Regions from separate parts of the Homo sapiens genome. Here region 1 is linked to region 2. Evidence: chromatin contacts called from ENCODE Hi-C or POLR2A ChIA-PET data. All regions are on one chromosome and are shown on one strand. The core of a region is the stretch at or near the end of the contact, and the rest is flanking DNA. Distances in the headings are between cores, read along the strand shown.

What was found. A loop is a pair of places that touch in the nucleus more often than their neighbours do. ChIA-PET counts read pairs that join two places held with the same protein, here RNA polymerase II (POLR2A). Pooled maps may share reads with other maps.
Region 1: a loop to region 2 is called in a map of sigmoid colon, with 2.8 times the contacts of the local background. The contact joins the promoter of CRADD-AS1 here to the enhancer-like site in region 2. A Hi-C loop is called at or near these places in 6 of 168 maps with a recorded cell type or tissue (Right ventricle myocardium superior, ascending aorta, mammary epithelial cell and 3 more) and 13 of 50 pooled maps. POLR2A ChIA-PET finds 5 or more read pairs at or near these places in 1 of 52 experiments (MCF 10A).

Annotation. Positions count from the first base shown.
Region 1 is chr12:93,736,233-93,739,231 of GRCh38, reverse strand. CRADD-AS1 (CRADD antisense RNA 1) reads left to right here and starts at 1,409. Exons shown (of 3, transcript NR_110092.1): 1 at 1,409-1,533. The region is part of intron 2 of CRADD (CARD and death domain containing adaptor protein); the gene reads right to left.
Region 2 is chr12:93,813,204-93,816,061 of GRCh38, reverse strand. All of the region lies in intron 2 of CRADD (CARD and death domain containing adaptor protein), which reads right to left. Among named protein-coding and RNA genes, the nearest start is that of CRADD-AS1, 77 kb to the right of the region's middle. Within about 2 kb of position 1,486, at least 23 of the 41 ENCODE cell types and tissues checked have a DNase peak (open chromatin) inside an H3K27ac peak, as active enhancers do; they include ascending aorta and sigmoid colon, where a contact is called at or near this core.

The sequences.
Region 1 (2,999 bases), core at 160-2,659, 77 kb after region 2:
CAACATTTGGATGCAGGAGAGAAATGGAAAGAAAGTCGAGTTCATCAGGGCTGGTGCCCATCCCATGGCACTACACTTCCTCCTATCCCCTGACCACTGCCAAGTTTGGTCAGGATAGGTGGCTTCGTGTCTCTACATAGTCAGATACCTGTGTATTTTGCTGGGAGAAGGGGAAAAAAAATAAACAAATAAAAATAAAACTCTCTATTCCCAAACTCCCTGCATCCTTTCAAAGTCACATTTTATTAATGGAAATTAAAATGATGAAGAAAGAAACCATTAGTAACCTAAATGATAAGTTTCCCCTTAAAGACACATTTTAACACCAACAAGAGGACTTTCTTCTTTCACTTTCTTCCTTCCTTCCTTTCCTCGTTTCTCTCTCTCCCTCTCTTTCCTTCTTTCTTTCTCCTTCCCTCTCTCTCTTCTCTTTTTCTTTCTAGTCAGAGTTTGTGACTTACTAATTATTTTTATTCTGTTTGAATAGGGTCCCTGTTATCTTTTGTGATTTTCTGAAATGAAGTTAAGATTTCCATTATTTATGAGAATAAAACAGGAGGTTGACACTTTACGCACAAAAAAGAATAACCAAAGGTTACAATGACATCAGTTTTAGTTTTTATTAAGGGCTGGCGTGTGGTGCAGGGGGTGGCGGTGGGAGCGGGGTGAGGCAGGTGTGAGGAATGAGTTTGTTTCTTCCAAGAGAAGGATTTGCTTTGGTCAGTGTTGCTGCAGTCCCAGTGAAGGGGCCTACTCTGCCAGCTCTTCTGGGTAGACTTCATAACAGAGTGGGCAGGCTCAATTCTCTAGGAAGCCTGATGATGGCAACTGCATCTCATGGAAGAATTCCACAAAGGGTTAAATTAGGGTGAGATTGTCAACAGGCTTCAAAAAGGCAGAGTTCCAGGGCCCATGCCTGAGGTCTCATGGGCCTCCTTCAGGTCCTCATCCCCACAGTCTGACACTTTTGGCCCTTCTCTTCTCCAGCTCCCCACCCCATTCTTCGGCCAGTCCTTCCTTTTTCCTCTAACCCTGCAAAAAATGAGCAGCGCTGTTGTTTTGTTCCAACTGACAAAACAGCTAAGAAACAGCAGAACATGACTGCCCTTTGCAAAATGGGCCATGTGATCCTCCTAGCTCAATTCAACACTTACAGTAAAAACGAATAGAAAGGGACCTGTTTATGAAACTCTCCTGCTTGCCTTTGGAATACTCTCATCCTCTCCCTTCTCAGCCTCCTAAATACCCAAGTGAATTTATATAATGAGCTTTATTTTATCACCCTGAAATTCTTCCTCAGTCCAAATTGCTAATGTGGCAGGTTCCAGCTGCCCAAATTCCCTAAACAACATTGCCTGTTCCATAAAAAGCATGCAATTACAAGCACAGCAGTCCTGCTCTGGTTCTTAGAACTATAAACTGACTACACAGCTCCCTGGCCCGGGAAGGCTATGAAACAGGCAACATGGACAATTTAAAGGTGTACAACATCCGAGGTTCCATTTCACCCTCAGGCAGCACGGAGTGGACAAGGTAAGGCCACCCTCCACTTTTCTTCTGGCTACTATATTGATTCTCTGGAAACTCTCTCTGCTCCAAAAGAAACCACCCAATCCCATGGAGAAAAGGTGACACTGAATTTGCACTGCTTTTTATGGTTGCATTTGTTTGACTAAGAGGGAGCAGAGTTCCATACAACAGACTGCTTTAGTTGGGTGACTTGAAAATAACACATACCAGATTAGTTCTCCAGATGCAGATTAGTACTAAGTTTGAATCCTTTCTTTTAAATTAATTAATGTAATCTCAATGTTTACATAATAGACATTGACTTTTATCTGGCACATACAGTATATGACTCTGCCTTTAGCAAAAATACCATTCAAGCTATCTTTAGCAGATGTGAATGTTTTATTTTTATTTTGGGGACTCCAAAGAGAGTCCATAACCTACCTTGGCATTGTCAGATCTCAAAAAAAGCTTTCTTCATACTTGCAATATAGTAATATCTAAGTACTTGGACATCTCTGCACAAAATATATGGGTCCACATCTCCCTGTTTTTCCATATACTATTCCCTCTGCAACCTTGTTCACATAGCAAACTCTAATTTATTCTTCAATAGGCAGCCTATGCCACCTTCCCTCAACTATCCCAGACCAGTAGTCATCACTGCCTCCTCTACCCCTTGTACATTTCTCTATGTGGTCTCACCAGAGAAGTACTATGTTTGCTCATATGTCTGGTCTCACCAGACAGTACCATGTTTGCTCAACTCAAAGTTCCTTGAGGAAATAATTGTATTTGTATCTCCAGTGCCTTGCATATTTTGTATCACATAATGAGTTCTATAAAAGAGAACTAAACTGATGTGGCTATGAAATGATTTACAGCTTTTAACTGGAATGAGCCTAGTACAAGACTCACTTAGATGCTGGTGGTTGATCCTAAGTTTCTCATGCTGTTATCTGCAATCATTTGCTCTTGCTCTACATTCAGAAGAGAAAGAAAAACTGGTGACACTAATCTGGCCTCTATATCATAATTAGACCAGGGGTAGGATCTGAGAAACTAGAAAATATTTAGCCTACCCCTAGTCACATCCTAAAAGACATCAATGTGGAACTCAAGGAACTCAGTGGATTTACCAACATTTATCATACCCTATATCCACCCATTATAACTACTTGAATTGTCATGGATGGGAACAGAAGATAGATTTTATTGTGGAGAACAGAATAAATCTAATAAAAGAAATAACTAGAGGAAAAGTTGGGGCTAGTTGACGTTTTTAAGTAGAGATGGGAAAAACATAAATGATGGTGGTCAGCACAGAAAGTTTTGAATATAAGGACTTTAGAAATCAATGTGGTCACTCTTTTCTAGTAATAGGCTGACCATGGACAAAAATAATAGGAACATTATTCCCTAGTTCCTTTGCAATGTACTGTACTGTTATTTAAGCATCCCAGCATCATGCTTGCTTTGATAAATACAAA
Region 2 (2,858 bases), core at 237-2,736:
TGTAAACCACATATGTGGCTCCAATTGGTGGCTTGCATGATATTTCTATTAGATAGCCCTACTCTAGAATCAGCTTTCTGTGTTCTTTCTGTTTCACCATTACCACTACTATCCTCATGGTTTATCCTTATTCTTCACAGGAGTGAGCAGTGACACCAGGGCAAGCTAACTAGCTATTCCTGGGCCTTTGTAATCCTGGAAAAGAAAGGAGAGAATAAACTAAAATCATATTCTTTTGCTTGGTAGTTTCATTCTCCCCTCCCAATGATCACAGCAATTTCTGAATGCAATACAATGCATGAAAGACTGAATGGGCTTCAGTTTACTCACCAGTAAAAATGAAGGCATTTGGCTAAATAATCTCACAGGCTCACAAAATTTAAAAGCTAAGAGACTTTAGGATTACCTGGCCCAGAAGTTTTCAACCCAATCAAATAAAACACACTTTTTATAACAAACATTTTATAGTACTCTACTAATCTGGTATAAAATCCATAGATCATATAACCTGCCCATGTTTTTAAATTAATATAACATGAAAACTGTAATACAAAGGAGAAATGAAAAGAAAATAGCTTACAGAAAATGTTGTGTATTTCAGTATGTGGATACTCTGCTTGATTGCACTAAAGGACAAGGGAGGCTCAGATTCTTGTACCTGTAGAATAACCACGAATGTGATATCACAATGCAGACAGATATAGGTGTGTTGCTTAGTGACTCAAACATCATTAGTGTTTGCTATAATTTGATTTTTTGGAGATTATTAATAACTCTTGGTAAAGTTCTGAGCAAAATAAAGTACAATCTTACCTCTATTTATACACAGTCCTGGAAAATTCAGTGTATATTTTCAGATGTGAAAAATACTATATGTTTATATAGAAAACATAGTCGGATTCCTTGAATGTCCGGCGGGACATGAAAGTCATGCCAGATATGGGCCAGGTGGTCGCTTTGTGGGATTGCCCAGAGCATTGTTTAGCAGTTCTGCACCTGCCCATCCAATGTCACCAGCACCCCACCCCCAATCATTGTGACATCTAAAAAGCTACCTTCACAGATTGCTACCAGCACCCAAGGGGGTGATTCCAACCTCTGCAGAGAATCTCTTTCAAACACTGCATAATTTGAGCAAAATGTGGGGCAAAATCATACAAAAAATTGATATTAGATCTAGGAATGGTAATTTTTTTTAAGAAAACATTGTACATATACATGATCACATAGGTTTCACAATTTATGTGGCTGGTTTCACGCATCCTTGTTGGCTCTGTCTCATTTCCAGTTATGAAAATGACTTGTCTTCTGAGATGCTTTGCTTGTGTCCTTACTTGACAAAGGAGGCCTGGAGGCTCAGAGAGTTGGTGGCAGGCGAAGCTGGAGAATGCAGGCCTCGTGACTGCCAGTTCTGTGCTCTCAGGCTAGCTTCCTCTGGCACTCTCCAAAGTTTGTAGGACGTCACAGCAGCAGTTGTGCTAGTTGCAACACTTCTGATTCTAACTGCAGTGTTTACTTTCAGACCCTCGGCCTTTGCTGCTTACATAGGATTCTAGGATTCGTGATGAAGGCAGATTAAATATTTAGATCCCTCGAACAAGTTAAATTACAATCGGGCTGGATTCCCACTGGGTAATCCCACTTGAACCTTGTGTACTCTGGGGGGAACATGAACTTTACTCATTTCATTCAAAACTCGCATGAACAGAGAGTGAAGCTGGCTCCTCTCCACCTCCCCCGCCCCCACAAAAAAACTGCTTATCTCAGAATGAAAAATCCATCCAGTTCCTTGGAGGATTCGCTTTGCCTTGCCCCATAGCGGACATAGTGTGTGTATTCAGCGGGAACAATTTGCTCATGCCAAGAAACTAGATCCTGTTTGAATGACAGTAGTTATGGGAAAACAATATGTCTACAGCCCACACCAAAGCATGGCTTGTACTTTATGGCTGGCATTGTCCCAGAAGAGAATTGGCAGGCAGCTGAGAAACCTCTCATGGCCACTGGACTCGGACAACCATCTCTACTGCCCTCACTTGCCCTTAACTGCCTATACCCCTTAATTTGGACTTTTGGTCTAGGAGCAATATCTTCCAAGTCAATTTCTGCTCTGTGGCACTCTCGGTAGCTGGGGGAAAGGGTGATTCTGGCTGGCCCTGGACTCTTAACTATTCTCAGAGTCTCCAGAAACATCTTTTATTCTTCTTTCTTTCTCTCCTCTTTTTTAAAGCCTATAGACTCTTTCCGTTTCCTCGGCAGCTCTAAGCTCATCCTGCTCCCTCCCCTAGCTTAGCTCCATACCCCCCTCTCAGGACAGTGGTTCCTTAATGTCCACAGAACCCAGGTCAAGCCCATGTCATGACAGCAGGTGTCCCTTGTTGCTGGGACTTGGACCACCGAGGCCCTCTGGGCTTTGAGATAATTTGTCATACACACTCTGATACATGAGCCGGAGAACTCAACCTAAATTAGTTACAGGTGGGACAGAAGAAACAAATGAAACTGGGCATCAAGATTTCTCCAACTGACACATATAATGTGAATGTGAGAGAAAGCATAGGATCACAGATCCGTAAAGGAAAAAGAAAAGGCCATGGAAAGACAGAGGAAGTTTCTGTCCCAACTTTCCCTGATTACTTGAAATTCTGTGTGTCTGAAGTGAGCCAAGAAAAGCTGCCAAGAAAGAAGTTGTGGAAGATAAGGGCACAAATGCAACATTTAGTTTTCAGTGCTTTGTAAAAGCCCAAAGACTATTGCGTGTTCTTGACAACTGCATTACCACGTTAGATTCCAGTTTTTTTGAATTTGGATGTTTTGGGAGTTTTTACATGGCTAGATTCTTAGCATCTAGTGATAAA